Regions from separate parts of the Homo sapiens genome. Here region 2 is linked to region 1. A link is a loop called in an ENCODE intact Hi-C map of the cell type or tissue named here. Cell type or tissue: ascending aorta. All regions are shown on one strand.

Evidence for each region. Hi-C counts contacts between places; a loop is a spot of excess contacts. Peaks named below come from ENCODE experiments on the same cell type or tissue, not always from the same donor. Only the 100,000 strongest peaks of a DNase experiment are listed, where the experiment ranks them.
Region 2: it touches region 1 in a loop (2.4-fold over the local background); 5 of 110 quality-filtered maps call a loop at or near these places.

The regions. Positions count from the first base shown.
Region 1 is chr4:169,111,942-169,119,941 of GRCh38, forward strand. SH3RF1 (SH3 domain containing ring finger 1) reads right to left here. Exons shown (of 12, transcript NM_020870.4): 9 at 5,582-5,841; 10 at 4,328-4,689. Among named protein-coding and RNA genes, the nearest start is that of CBR4-DT, 110 kb to the left of the region's middle. In ascending aorta, a CTCF peak has its summit at 4,100; DNase peaks (open chromatin) are centred at 4,140 and 5,720; H3K27ac peaks cover 4,194 bases.
Region 2 is chr4:169,055,690-169,063,689 of GRCh38, forward strand. LOC105377527 (a long non-coding RNA gene) reads right to left here. Exons shown (of 5, transcript XR_939429.3): 4 at 5,732-5,890; 5 at 3,367-4,483. Among named protein-coding and RNA genes, the nearest start is that of CBR4-DT, 49 kb to the left of the region's middle. In ascending aorta, no CTCF peak of the experiment used is centred here; DNase peaks (open chromatin) are centred at 4,462, 5,212 and 7,008; H3K4me3 peaks cover 1,903 bases; H3K27ac peaks cover 3,920 bases.

The sequences.
Region 1 (8,000 bases):
ACTTCCAAATAAAATACTGTTCAAAGGAGTAGCCGGTTAGAAGAGAAGCTGCGACAGTCCCATCTGTACATTACAAAATTATATTTCTCTGTGGAACAGCAGCAGTAACCCACTGCAGAGCAGCTGGGTACAGAGAAAAGGAGGGGGCAATAGACACGCTATCATGTGGGAGATGTACCATGGACTGCTGGTAGGTTTAAGTAAATGGATGATGATGCTCACAAAATGACGAGGAAAGATAGAAATAATGAGGGCGTTATCAAATACCTAGATATCTGCTGTAAGTCTCAACTGAAACTAGGATCTCTAATACACTTTTTCCTTGCTGATAGTTTAATCTCACAGAAAGTTGAGCAAACTGCAACTTTGGATCCAATTCTGATCAACTAGAGGGAGGGCAGAAACCAGACGGGTGGAGATGCTCTGCTGATGAAGCAGAAATATTGAGAACTTGGAATAAAGCATGGAAAAAGAGGCTGATGATAGTCAGGTTTGAACTTCATAGTTTAAAAGAACTGATTTTTAAATGTTCAAAGAAAATATATGCATGACCTGAAACCCAAAAGGGAAGATGCTTCAAGAGGAATAGGAAGGCTCTCAAAAATGAAATTCTAACCATACAATTGCAAATCATCCCTGCAGATGAAAACATAGAGGCATCTAAAGGTACTGATGTGATCTCCCAGGGAGCAGCCTAATGGCTCAAATTTTTAAAGGGCACGTACAAAAAGATCAAGAGAAGAGCCCATAACAAAGAACATAACGTGGCCCATAGCAATTCAAGAAGGCTTAAAGATCAGAATGAGCTTAAACTTGCAAAAATGCTAAAGACAAAAAAAAATTTTGTAAGAGCTCTTTTAAAGTTATGTTTGAAACAAGAAGAACAAGAAAGACACAGACCCGCTGTGGAGGATGGTGGTTCTTGGATGGCAAGAAGAAAGGGAAGGATAATCTTCAGACTGGAGGGGAAGAACAAACTTTGACGAGAGGGAAATGAGTGAAGAGTTGGGATTTAGAGATCAAATGATTACTCTTAACAGGCTGAATTCACTCCAGGGTACAGAGAAAAATAGCAGAAGAAATGCAACCAATAACCTTTGATAATCTGGTGAATCTGGGATGAGGGTCAACTGAACAGGCAAGGAAAGGCATGTGCAAGTCCCAGTTTTCTTTTTTTTTTCCCCCCTGAGACAGAGTCTCACTCTGTTGCCCAGGCTGGAGTGCAGTGGTGTGATCTCGGCTCACTGCAACCTCCGACTCCCTGGTTCAAGTGATTCTCCAGCTTCAGCCTCCTGAGTAGCTGGGATTACAGGCATGTGCCACCACACCCAGCTAATTTTTGTATTTTTAGTAGAGACAGGGTTTCACTATGTTGGCCAGGCTGGTCTCAACTCCTGACCTCAGGTGATACACCAGCTTTGGCCTCCCAAAGTGCTGGGATTACAGGTGTAAGCCACCGCGCCCGGCCCCAATTTTCAAACACATGACACCAAAGCACTTTGCAGACCATCTGGGAAATTCTAAAACAGTATTAAACAAAAGATTTATGAACATTTAGAAAGGGAAATAAAACTCTTCCAGGAGACACTCGCTAACAATAAGTCACAGCAGAAATGATGGAGCAATGGGGAGAACTCTGTGGATGGGAGGATGATGTAAAAGGCAGGTGAATCTCAATGTGGCATCTGGTGAGTTCTCCCAGGACATCCTTGTAGATGTGATGGAGAAATGTATACTAAAGACACTCTAGTCATGAAGATTCATGATTAAGTGACAACAATCATGGAATTACTAAATTTATATCAACCAGAAGTCTCTTTAGTGGACTTGGAACACTAAATGAGGTAGGAGATTTAATAAGGGAAAATTTGAAATCTGTGATATGAGGAATAGGAAAAGAAAACTTCAAGGGTATAGCATTAGAGAAAAGACACAAGGGGACACACCTGCAAATACCTCAGGGCACCATGTAGAAAGGAGATCTGCATTTTCTATGTGGGCCCTCAAAATAAAGAACAACGGTTGGAAGGTTGAGTTGAGTTACAGCTGTCTGAAGATGGCACAGGGCAGTCTTGGGCTAGGGCACTGCTTGGTCAATGGGGCACGCACCTAGGCAGAAGCCATGGTCATTTGTCAGGGATGGGTGCTCCACAGGATGACCAGTAAGGACCTGTACTAGATGGTGCCGTAACAGGTTAACTCAAACTTTGTGGTAAAAATCGGGTCCTAAAATCAAGGTGTGGCAGGGCTGGTTCCTTCTGGAGGCCACTGGGGAAGAATCTGTTCCCTTGTCTTTTCCAGATTCTAGAGGCTTCCTGTATTCCTTGACCTGTGGTCTCATTTCCCTATCATTCCTACCTCTGCTTCACCATCACGTCTCCTTCTCTGGCCCTAAGCTTCCTGCCTCCCTTTTAAGAACATCCTTGAGTTTACACTGGGCCCACCTGGATAATTCAGGCTAACCACCTTGTCAAAAGGCTATTAATTTAATAAAACCTGCAAGGTCCTTTTGGCCATGTAATGAAACATCTTTAAAAGTTCCAGGGATCAGGAGGTGGACATCCTTGGGGAGTCACTATTCTGTCTATCACAAGTACCTTTCAAGCCTTAGAGATTTAGTGAATTCTACATTGGAAGGGCCCAGCTGAAGAGTCCCTGTTCTTATCAGTGGCAAGGGCTCTGAGACACATTGTCATCAAGCCTTAAAATCTAAACCATAAAAATAATTATTTATAAATATATTAACAAAGTTGAACATGTTGGCTTGAGTGCAAGTTTAATGTAGTTAATTATAAACACTGAACAAATATCAATCTTTTTCAAAAACTCTCATGTTAACCGAACAATTAAATATTAACTTTTTAGTAGGCCATAAAGTTTATTTCCTTATAAACTGCTGTTTACAGGCTCCCTTAACCATTTAAATAGAACGACATACATTACCACTTAACCAGGTGGCTAAAAGTCTATGATCGCCCTCAAACTTCCCAGAACTGGTATAGAACTTCAGGGGAAATGTGTAAAATATTGAGGAAAAAGTAATAATGACAATAAAATTATCCAGATCCGTTACCATCTCTTCTTTTTCTTTTTACATTTAACAACTCTCAATTTCTCTTGCCTCCAATCACCTGTCTCTAAACCCAACCATCGGTTATTCTTTCCAATATAACTTTCCATTTATATTTTCTTTAAAATTCAGCCCCAAATGAGACATTAAAAAAAACCCCAAAAACTATGGATTTAGAAAATAATGTTTCCTTATATTTCAAGTCTTACCTCTCAAGGAACCATGCTGCTTAAGGTCAGATGTACTGGGCCATGGACCAGTACTAGCCTGTGGCCTGTGAGGAACCAGGCCGCACAGCAGGAGGTGAGCTGCAGGTGAGTGAGTGAGGCTTCATCTGTATTTACAGCCGCTCCCCATCACTTGCATTACTGCCTGAGCTCCGCCTCCTGTCAGATCAGCAGGGGCATTAGATTCTCATAGGAGCATGAACCCTATTGTGAACTGCACATGCGAGGGATGTAGGTTGCACACTCCTTATGAGAATCTAATGCCTGAGGATCTGTCACTGTCTGCCATCATGCCCAGGTGGGACCATCTAGTTGCAAGAAAACAAACTCAGGGCTCCCACTAATTCTACATTATGGTGAGTTCTATAATGATTTCATTATATAGTACACTGTAATAATAATAGAAATAAAGTGCACAGTTAATGTAATGAGCTTGAATCATTCTGAAACCATTTCCCCGCCACCACCCCTGGGTCCATGGAAAATCTGTCTTCAACGAAACTGGTCCATGGTGCCCAGGTGCCCAGAAGGTTGGGGACCACTGTTGTAGATAAAATAAATCCATAAGTAACACTTTTGATCAACAGTTTCATCCCCCTCACACATATATATTTTTAACAGAACTCTTATCAAGCAAGACTCACTGAGCAGGAAGACTTGAGGACAGCAAAATGATGAAAGAATGAGTAACTAAAGGGAAAAGGAAATTCCTCCACGAGACTGTAAGCTGCACAAGGAGGAGTGACTAAGTCTCATTCACTGTGGTCCCTCTAACATGCAGCACTGAGTCTGGCAAGTAGTGGGCGTTTAAACACAGAGAAACATGAGCTCTAGATAAGAGGATGGGGTGGTGCCTGCGTTTCTTCCCCACTCTACTCCTAGCACCTGGCATAGTGACTCACACGTAGGGAGCACCTGAGGGTTTGTTGAACAGTGAGTCCTCTCATTAGCTAAAAATGACAGACACAACATAAGAAGAAAAACAGGGAAGTAAGTAAAGCAGAGAAACAGTAAGTAAGTATGGTCTTACTTTGCTATCCTTGTCTGGTTTGGTTGCTGAACTGTTCCCACAAGCTGATGAAGCACTGTCAGGAGATGTGGGGAGTCCAGGGAGAACGGTCACTATCCGGCCACTGGGCTCAGCCTCCAGAGAAGCACTGGTGATGCTTGGGGAAGTCAGTGGAGCAGCTGCTGCACAGGCCAGAGGGGCACTGGCTCGACTGATACTGATGGCAGCAGTGTGCGTGGCTGAGCCTGGCATCAGAGGCGCAGGTTGTGGGGAGGCCAGCGAGTGATGGGACAGGCCCACAGATGCAGGGCTGAGGCCGGCGGCATTCTGTACCTGGATGGGTGTCACTGCTGCCGTGGGGCGTTCCTGGTTGTGCGCTGCAACTAGTAGATGGGAAGAGGGAACACAGCAAAATTCAACTATCTAATAGATGCTGCTCACCAAAACATGAGTCATTTCACTGCATCAGACCATGATGAAAGGCTGCTATTGTATTTATTACAATAAAGATGGGATGGACGGTGGCCTAAAAGCACTTAATCTTAGCTGGATCCCCAGACACTATCTATTGTCCTTCCAGGTCAGCCCTTGAGTCTACTGAGTGCCTGGAAGCTCAGTTTTGACCCAAGTCCCTTTACTTAGGAGACAGCCTCTCCACAGTGTTAGAGACACTGAGCCAGTTCTTGATGGTATTCTACAGTGTCAAGCGATGTCTCCCTCTAGTCCTTTTCCTATTATTCATTCCCTTTTCTTATGAATCATTTTCCTTTTTTCTGTTTTTCTGATAGAGTTCACAAGCCTTTAGTTTACCCCTCATCCCATTAGTTACCCAAGACTCTTGGGAAGGTTTTCAGTGCTACAGAACTAAGAAAGCTGTTTAAGATCCCATAGGGTCCAAGGTAGACTTGTGCTTAAGTTAATCAGAAATGATCAGCACACCCGTTAGTAGAGTATCACGCAATGTCACATGGATGGTAGTAGTGAGATTTGAGATCATATGATCTCAACTATAGAAGTCAAAATTTCAAGTACTATTGACATTCTTAGGATCAGCCTAATTTCTTTCAGACTTTAGATCTATCCATCAGGCTTGAAGTAATACGCAGGGCACGCTTAGCCCAAATAAGCAGATACAAGGTGCCACTGAGTAGACTTTGCCTAATGTTGTTCATTATTAAAATTACATCTACATTTCTCAACATCTGTCATAAAAGATCTACTATTAGGCAGGTAAGCCCTTTATCCTGATATGTTCTGGCCTGGGTTCCTCCTTACCTGTCCTCACAGCATTGCGGGCCTGGTTGACTGTCATTTGCCCCGTCATGTGCAACAAGACCTTAGCCTGAGGACTTGTCTGGATGTGAGCTGCTGATACCACAGCTGCGGGGACAACACTGGGACTCCCAGCCACGCCATTTCCCTGGAGCTTCTGGGCAGGCCCTCCTGCCGTGGAAGGACTGACCATGGTCACTCCCCGACTTGTCTGGCCAGCTGTAGACATAGGGACTTTAGCTTGGGAAGCATTTGTCACCGCCCTGCCAAGACACAAACATAGATGGAAAGCCCAGTCCATCAGCAAAATGACAGAAAGAACAATTAAATGCAAGAAAAATGACTCAGAGCTTTAAACATAGAACATTTTAAAAAATGAATGGAATTATTTTTATAAAGTTTAAGAATAGAAAATTCAACGTAATGATGGCTGAGACAGAGAAAGGTCTTGAAATATATTCTGAGTCACCAGAAACCACACGTCATACTCTGCTCAAGAATATACAGTTATTGCATTCAGCTTTCCATAACAAGACCAAATATCTCCACTGACTTTCAAGGCCCTGGATTCTCCCCCTTCATCTACAGAACAAGCTAGGATCATTCCCTGACAATATCCCCATTTCCATATCTTTGCTCCTGTTTCCTGGCTTCCTACTTGCCTCCAGCTCCACATCACACATGTGCCCATGTACATGCATGCACACACATACACGCACTAGTGGAAAGTCCTCTCCGTCTTCTCTTGACATATTGTAATCTCATTTATGTTTCAAGATCCAGCATGAACACTGTCAGTTCAAGAAGCCTTGCCTCAGATTCAGGTTTAAGATCTTATGATTCTATTGTTTCATGTGGATTTCTTCTTTCATTCTGTTTCTAAACTCCACAATTGTTTATGCTTTGGCCCTTGATTACAAAATGTGGTATATTATTATTAGTAGTAGTAGTATTTTTTTTGAGACAGAGTCTCACTGTTGCCCAGGCTGGAGTGGAGTGGTGCGATCTCAGCTCACCCCTCTGCCTCTCAGGTTCAAGTGATTCTCCTGTCTAAGCCTCCCGAGTAGCTGGGAGTACAGGCACGCGCCACCATGCCCGGCTACTTTTTTGTATTTTTAGTAGAGGTGGGGTTTCACCATGTTGGCCAGGCTGGTCTCGAACTCCTGACCTCAGGTGATCCACCCGCCTCAGCCTCCCAAAGTGCTGGGATTACAGGTTTGAGCCAACGCGCCTAGCTGGTGTATTATTTTTTAAATAAATTCTTTATCAAATACTGCTGACTTGGTAAGTTCCTTGAAAGCAGGGCCAGTGTGAAATAACTCTCCTGTATTCATCCTGTATTTGCACATGCTCAGGGTTACAGCCAACTCTAAACATCTATTTACTCACTGAATGTAATTAAGTTCAGTATAGTTTTGTGTAATGTGTTTTTTTCCATATTCCAAATTCATTTAAATGATAACAATTCTGTATATAGTAACTTTCTACTAAGAAAACACTTCATTAGCTTGAACATCCTTATTATTTACCATGAATGACAGAATTTACTGTAAGCACATATTCCTCTAGAGTTAAACAAACAGATAGATTTTTTTTTTCCTTAGGATGGAGTCTTGCTCTGCCGCCCAGGCTGGAGTGCAGTGGCATGATCTCGGCTCACTGCAGCCTCCGCCTCCCAGGTTCAAGTGATTATCCTGCCTCAACCTCCAAAGTAGCTGGGTCTACAGGCACGTGCCACCATGCCTGGCTAATTTTTGTATTTTTTTTTTTTTTTTTTTTTTTTTTAGTAGAGATGGGGTTTCACCATGTTGGTCAGGCCTCAAGTGATCAACTCCTGACCTCAAGTGATCTGCCCACCTTGGCCTCCTGAAGTGCTGGGATTACAGGCGTGAGCCACTGCACCCGGCTATACAAGCAGAGAGACTTCTAATAATTGGTTTTTGATAAAGATGTTTGACAAAAAAATTTTTATAAAAATGTTTTCCTTCATTAACTTTATTTTTTTGTTCTTTGTTGCATTTCTCTTATCCATTATTATCATTATTTTGCACCAGGGAGGTTCTATCTGTCATTTTCTGGATGGGATGGATTCTGAATGTAGATTTTAACATACATAGAAAAGAATGTTTATATTGATTAAAAATTTGCAAGTCAAATTAAAGTTAACATTCTGTCACCATCTGCAACAACAGTGATTTTCATTTGATTAGGCTGCTGGCCAACCTATAAATCAAGGCCAACAGCTGACAAACATGTCAGTTCATTAAGCTATTTGTTTAAAATCAGGCGGTTTGAGGAAAGATTTAATGCAGTTAGACCTGGACTGTATATTAAACGGCCGGTGGTCAAAAACTAGGGCTCCCTCAGTGTTGATTTCATTACAGGTCATTTAACTGTTTCCAAGGCTTCTTTCCTCAGTGAC
Region 2 (8,000 bases), 56 kb before region 1:
TTTTTTTTGAGACAGCGTCTCATTCTGTCACCTAGGCTGGAGTGCAATGGCACAATCTCAGCTCACTGCAATCTCCACCTCCTGGGTTCAAGAGATTCTCCCACCTCAGCCTACTGAGTAGCTGTGACTACAGGCGCCCACCACCACACCAGCTAATTTTTTTTTTTGTTTGTAGAGACAGGGTTTCACCATGTTGGCCAGGCTGGTCTTGAGCTCCTGACCTCAAGTGATCCGCCCACCTCAGCCTTGTCTTTCCTTGTCACAGTTCTTCCTGCACAGCCTGGCATGCCAACTGCCAGTTCATCTTTTGTTTTCTCCACTAGGCTGTAAGGAGTATATGGAGGCAGGGGTTGTTTCTGTCTTGTTCACTGTTGTATTAGAGGCCCACCAGATGATCTGGTTCATATTAAGCACCATGAAGATTGGTTCATGTAGTGAAGGAGGGGAAGGAATACTTAGGCCAAAGAAATACTTGAACAGGAATCAGAATTAGCAAGCCAGTAGTGCCATGCGCCTGGGGCAGAGGTTTCAATGGGTTCCTAATGTGGGATGTGTCTAGGAAGGTGGACATATAAAGATCGTGAAGATCACTGAAGGTTCTGGATTTTTTTAAAAGCTGTTATTTGGTAAGCCATCTGGGAATCACTGAATTATGTTGAGCAGGATGGCACACAGTGCTTCTTTCAGCAGATTAATCTGATACTGATAATTCATTGAAAGGAGAAAGGGGAGATGCAGAATCTGCTGCAGGAGCCGAAACACACAGGTGGAAAATACTTCATTAGAAAGGTGGCAGTGGGAGCAGAATGGAGTAAACAGGTGCAAGAAATATTTTGAGAAAAATTCAACAGGATTTAGTGAATAATTGGATGTGGAAGACGAAGGAGACAAGGAAATTGAGGCCAGCTCTGAGGCTGTGAATCAGGATGGCTGGAAGAATAGTGGTGCCTTTAATGAAAAAAGGGGAACATTGGAAAGAGGATATAATTGGATGGAAAGAAAACAAGTTTGGCTGCAGGCGTTTCAAGCTTGAAACATTCACAGAACATTCTAGTGGACACGAGTTGCATTGGAAATTCAGGACTAGAATTCAGGAGAGATTCCTTAAATAGTCTAGCCTCTCCAACAGTAGGTGAATTAATGCTTAGCTTTCCGTGGGTTTGGCTGATGTGGACATTGAAAAATTGTGAACATTGTTTAAAGAGTTGTTTGAGTTTCCAGAAATATTTAATAATCCTTACTTATTTCATGGGGCAAAATTCTGAGTAGGCTAAGGTGTATTTCACACCTGTTACCTTTGGAGACCCAATGCTCTTTTTTTTTTTATTTTGATTTTTTAGAGCAGGCTCTTGCGCTGTTGGCCAGGCTGGAGTGCAGTGGCTTGATCATAGCTCACTGCGGCCTCGATTTCCCAGGCTACAGCGATCCTCCCACCTCAGCCTCCCCAAGTAGCTGGAACAGATAACAGGTGTGAGCCACCGCACCTGATCCCAGTGGTCTTTTCATTTGGCTGGGCGGGTATTAACCTTGTGGACATTTAGCAAACTGGTGGAGAAAAATATACAATGTAAGTTTGAGAAAAATTTGTTCAAGTATTAAGACAAACATTTTGTTGGCAATCTTTCTGTTGGGGCAGATCTCTGGGGTTTGGGTGCTGTGCATAAATCCACAAAGTTTCCATTATCTGAAGACTGAAAGGAAGTTGTTGTGTAGAGTCAGCAACTTACTAGAATTAAACTTATTTAGGTTTTTCCCTCTACTAAAAATAGATAAGCAAGTTTTTAATTCTATCTGCAATTTTAAAAAAATCTGATATAGGCTGGGCATGCTGGCTCATGCCTGTAATCCCATTACTTTGGGAGCCGGAGGCAGGGGAATCACTTGAGCCCAGGAGTTCAAGACCAGCCTAGGCAACATGGTAAGACCCTGTCTCTGCAGAAAGAAAAAATGTTTTAATCAGCCAAGTGTGGCAGTATGCTCCTGTAGTCCCAGCTACACAGGAGGCTGAGATGGGAGGATTGCTTGCACCTGGAAGGTCAAGGCCACAGTGAACCAAGATCGTGCCACTGCACTCCAGCCTGGGTGACAGAGCAAGACCATGTCTTAAAAAAAATAAAAATAGGCTGGGCGAGGTGGCTCATGCCTGTAATCCCAGCACTGTAGAAGGCTGAGGCGGGCGGATCACGAGATCAAGAGATCGAGACCATCCTGGCCAACATGGTGAAACCCTGTCTCTACTAAAAATACAAAAGTTAGCTGGGCATGGTGGTGCACACCACTAGTCCCAGCTACTCGGGAGGCTGAGGCAGGAGAATCGCTTGAACCTGGGAGGCAGAGGTTGCAGTGAGCTGAGATCACACCACTGCGCTCCAGCCTGGGCGACAGAGCGAGATTCTGTCTCAAAAATAAGTAAAAAAGAAAATAAATAATATCTGATATAGATGGGGCAAAATGTTAATATGTTGTCCAATCTGGGTGGTGGATACTTAGATATCTGTTGTATTATTTTCTAAAATTATTTTCTGTGTATTATTTTCTTCTGTACAGTAGATTGTAATTTTTAAAAACCTTTCAAAAAAGACGTGCAAAACAGAGCAGAAGACTGAGATTCTGAGGCTTAGGCAAGTCTGGGAAGATGACCTGCAGAAGCAATAGAGCGACCCCACTTTCCAAAGTTCCTGTCCCTCTCCAGGAACAAAAGGCCATGGTGGTGACCGGGCCGTTAGAGGTCATGGGATAGAGAGGGAGGTAGCCATTCTTTTCTCAGGCCGTGGTCCCACAGTGTCTATAATAGTCCTCTTGAGGTCAGCCACCAGCTTGGGAAGTCACAGCTCCGCCACCGATGGTTAGAAATCAACATGCTCCCATGTCGAGAATTACTTGTAACCCAAGCACAGTGACAGAGGAGCCTCCTTTATGTCACTCCCACATGATGTCCCTGAGCCTAGGCTAGGCTTGGTTCCAAGGACAAGGTTCCTATGACACTTTATATCATAGGGCTTTTCTGAGCAAAGGTGTGCTGGAAAAGTCAGCATTTCCCAAAGCTGAGAAACATCTCTCTCTCCATTTTTTTTTTTTTTTTTTTGAGATGGAGTTTTGCTCTTGTTGCCTAGGCTGGAGTAAAATGGCGTGATCTTGGCTCACCGCAACCTCTGCCTCCCGGGTTCAAGCGATTCTCCTGCCTCAACCTTCTGAGTAGCTGGGATTACAGGCATGCGCCACCACACCTGGCTGATTTTGCATTTTTAGTAGAGATGGGGTTTCTCCATATTGGTCAGGCTGGTCTCGAACTCCCAACCTCAAGTGATATGCCAGCCTCAGCCTACCAAAGTGGTGGGATTACAGGCGTGAGCCACCGTGCCGAGCCTCCTCTTTTTTGTTTGTTTTGTCTTGTTTGAGAGAGTATCACTCTGTTGCCCAGGCTGGAGTGCAGTGGTACAATCTTGGCTCACTGCAACCTCCGCCTCCCGGGTTCAAGCAATTCTCCTGCCTCAGCCTCCGGAGTAGCTGGGACCACAGGCACACGCCACCACACCCAGCTAATTTTTTGTATTTTTAGTAGGGACGGGGTTTCACCATGTTGGCCAGGCTGGTCTTGAACTCCTGACCTCAAGTGGTCTGCCACCTCGGCCTCCCAAAGCACTGGGATTACAGGCATGAGCCACCATGCCCGGCGCATCTCTCTTTTTATTTCTTCTTTCAGTTTCTTCTTCCATTCAGGCCTAAGCTGGAAACACCACTGTCTGATAAACACTGGCCACACCAACGACATGGTAGGCCAGGGGGTGATAGCAATCTTCCAGTAAATCAGCTTTTCAGTCTAAACATACCAGTCATCCTACTTGAAAGAAATGTGTCCCTGGGGACAACCTGTGAGCCTTAGCCTTCTGTAGGGAGAAGCACTCTTGATGGGAGGAAATTTGGGAGCGAATATTTCTTTCAAGACAGAACCTAAGCGGAAATCCTCTTGGGTAAAGTATCTCAATAGGCTGAAGCCTGCCTGCTTCTGACTGTCAAGCCTTTGGAAACAGTCAGCATCTTGCTTCCAGTTCATCCCCTCTGCGTCAGAGGAGCCCTTCCCATAGTTCCATGAAAGGCTCCTTCGGGCTTCCTACCCAGCTGATGGGTGGGGAGAAAGGAAATCCATTTCTCCTGGGGCTTGATGTCTCTTCTCTGATCTGGGGCGCCTCCAGATTGCTGCCTCTTCTGTTAGATCACACGACAAGCCTATGCTGTTCCTGCCAGCACTGCTGATCAATCCCCTCTTCCAGCCAACGTGCCACTCTGCGCGGCAGTCGCCCTCCTTTCCCCACTGCACGATTAGGAACCGTTTCAGTGTTCTCAGCTTTTCCTTCCTGTGCCTGTCATTTCCCCCACGAACACAAGCTGCTTTGCAGTCCTAGTCACACACATGGCACCGTTCCTGAGACAGGTCGTACGTATGGTGCTGATCAAATTCGCTGCGCCAAGTTGCCAGGACTTTCTGGAACAAATAACATTTCACATTCAGCTCCTGGAGCACCCCCGAAACCAGACCTCCTAAAGTCTGCTTCATTTCCATCAGAGCTTTTGAGTCCCAGATTTCATTCTGGGGGATGAGTGATCAGAGATTTTTAAAGCCACGCTGACTCTTGCCCTCATTTTTAGCTTCCTGGGACCACTGGACTCAGTGCCTCCTGGGGTCTTGGGCTCCAAAGAACATCACTGAGTCGTGTTTCTAATTAAGGAACGCTGGAGAATTCCCCACACATCTCCACTCTTCCAGGAACTCACGTCTACCCCTCTCCCCGTGTATTTTTCTTCACAGACAACTCAGAAGAACACACGGGTTCTCCTATTCTCTATGGCCCAGTCTGTGTCCAGCATGGCAGGCAAAAAGGCCTGGAATCTCATGTTGTTGTGACTGGAGCCTGTTGCTGGCACAAAATCAACTATACAGATCTATGTTGATCATCAAGACAAACAGAACTATCTTCTCGGTGATGTTGTTGCTTTTTTTGTGGGGGGATAGAAACAGTGCAAGTCAGGCCTGGCTGTCTGTGTAGCAGAAGAGGAAATGGGTTCCCTCTGAACAAATTTTTTTTAAAAACTTTCTGTCCAGGCACAGTGCCTCATGCCTGTAATCTCAGCACTTTGGGAGGCCAAGGCAGGCAGATCACCTGAGGTCAGGAGTTCAGCCTGGCCAACATAGCAAAACCCTGTCTCCACTAAAAATACAGAAATTAGCTGGGCGTGGTGCCACAGGCCTGTAATCCCAGCTATTCCGGAGGCTGAGGCACTAGGATTGCTTGAACCCAGGAGGCAGAGGTTGCAGTGAGCCAAGACCACGCCTGTCTCAAAAAAAAAAATTAAACATTAAAAAGATTAACTTTTTAATGTTTAATTTTTGTGGGTACATAGTAGGTGTATATATTTATGGGTTGCATGAGATACTCTGGATACAGGTATGCAATGCATAATAATCACCTCATGGAAAACGAGGTATCTGTCCCCTTAAGTATTTATTTTTTATGTTATAAACAATCCAGTTATACTCTTTTCATTATTTTTAAAAGTGCAGTTAAATTATTATTGACTATAGTCACCCTGTTGTGCTATCAAATATTAGGTCTTATTCATTCTTTCTATTTTTTTTTTTTGTACCCATTAACCATCCCCACTTCTCCCCCACCCATCTTCCCTCTGAAAAAATTCAGACAGTCTTCCTGGGTTAGTGGGGAATGGATTGTACCTCCTGCAGTGCTCCTTGAAGACAATTTGAGAGATGTGTTCTCTGCGATAAACCAAAGAATTTGAAATCTTGGGCTTGCAGGTTGAAAAATACATAGTATCCTCATGTATGTTCATTACTTAGTGTTGGATGAGGTTTCCAAAGCCATATGTACAAATTCTAGAGTTAAAAACAAAAGCTGTCAGAGTGGGGAATAACGTCATTCAACTTGGCCATGCAATTTGCCTCTTGTCCCAATAATATATGTTTTGGTAAAATAACATTTGAGGGACAAAAAGAGGATGCCAGATCTAAATTAATTTTAGAACAAAGTAATATATGCCAGGCATGGTGGCTCACGCCTATAATCCCAGCACTTTGGGAAGCCGAGGCGGGTGGATCACCTGAGGTCAGGAGTTCAAGACCAGCCTGGCCAACATGGCAAAACTCCGTCTCTACTAAAAATACAAAAATTAGCCATGCATTGTGGCAAGTGCCTGAGGGAGGCTGAGGCAGGAGAATTGCTTGAACCCAGGAGGTGGAGGTTGCAGTGAGCCGAGATCACGCCACTGCACCCCAGCCTGGGTGACAAGACACTCTGTCTCAAAACACACACACACACACACAAAAGTAATATAAAGAAGCAAACACAGGTGAAATACCCAAAGGTTATTATTTACAGATGTCTCATATTTTCAAAGCCCCCAACTTGGCAGCTGTCTTTCCCAGACCCTGTGTAGCATGTTAAAAACTGCTGATTAGGCCGGGCACAGTGGCTCACGCCTGTAATCCCAGCACTTTGGGAGGCCGAGGCAGGCGGATCACCTGAGGTCGGGAGTTCGAGACCAGCCTGACCAATATGGAGAAACCCTGTCTCTATTAAAAATACAAAAATCAGCTGCGCATGGTGGCGCATGCCTGTAATCCCAGCTAGTCGGGAGGCTGAGGTAGGAGAATTGCTTGAACCTGGGAGGCAGAGGTTGCGGTGAGCCGAGATTGCGCCATTGCACTCTAGACTAGGCAACAAGAGTGAAACTCCGTCTCAAAAAAAAGAAAAAAAACAAAACTGCTAGTTAACTCTTAGAGTGTCACAGACTTGTAAACTGCATGATTTGTTTAGTATCAAATAAAAACCAGAGCCTTTCTGATTTAAACCAACACTCCTTTCCCCAGGTTTTATCTCATTTATGTGGGGCACAGAAAGTTGCAGCCTTTCCAACATAAACCTCTGCCAGCACCAGCTCATATTAAGTAAATGTGTGGGATCAACAACGGAGCGCTGTTGACATTTTTTCAGGCCCCTCCCATGCTTGGGTCATCAGGATCCAAGCCTCTCCCTGAGCTTCCAGCTCTAAAATTATATGACTCTAGTTACTTTGGCAGCTATTCAGAGGAAAAAGAAAATAGGGAGGAAGGAGGGAAAAAAAGATAATTACTGAAGCATCGTCCCTAAAATTCTGATGGCATTGGGTAGGAAGGGTGTTTATAAAATAGTCGTGATCACAGCAGATAGACATGGCAGTGATCAGAGAAGCGTCCTTGAATAGCCCCTGATGTTCACACCTCCATACTGACATTTGTTATCATAACGGCCTTGGTGGTTAAACTGAGATGTGTTCTTAAGCAAGAGGCCCCAGGGCTGTGTGGCTTTATCTTTTCCCCTCTGAATCGCAGGGAGAAAGAGCAGTTCCACAATCAGTTCTGTGTATTTCTTATTATGTTCCTTAGCGGTTCCTAAGGTGGTCATAAAGAGAATGACTCTGTTACATAAGACAGTCACTGTTGAACCAGGATCTCCCAGGGCCTGCGTCCTTACCTAGTAGCAACCGTGAAACACATGAACTCTTCCAGGCAGAGTAAAATATACCCAAATGGGTAACGACTGTAATTCCACAGCTAAATGCTGCTTTTGCGGCATCTAAATCAATGTGCTCCCCCATCAAACTCCAGCATATGAGGGTAGAAGTGTCACTGCATTTTATTTTATTTTATTTTGTTTTATTATTTTATTATTTTTTTGAGACAGGATCTCACTCTATCACCCAGGCTGGAGTGCAGTGGCATGATCATGGCTCACTGCAGTCTTGACCTCCTGGGCTCAAAGGATCCTCCCACCTCTGCCTCCCAAATAGCTGGGACTGCAGGCTAATTTTTAAATTTTTTTGTGGAGATGGGGCCTCACAATATGGCTCAGGCTGGTCTCAAATTCCTTGGCTCAAGCAATCCTCCTGCCTTGGCCTCCCTAAGTGCTGAGATTACAGGCGTGAGTCACTGCACTCAGCTGGCATTG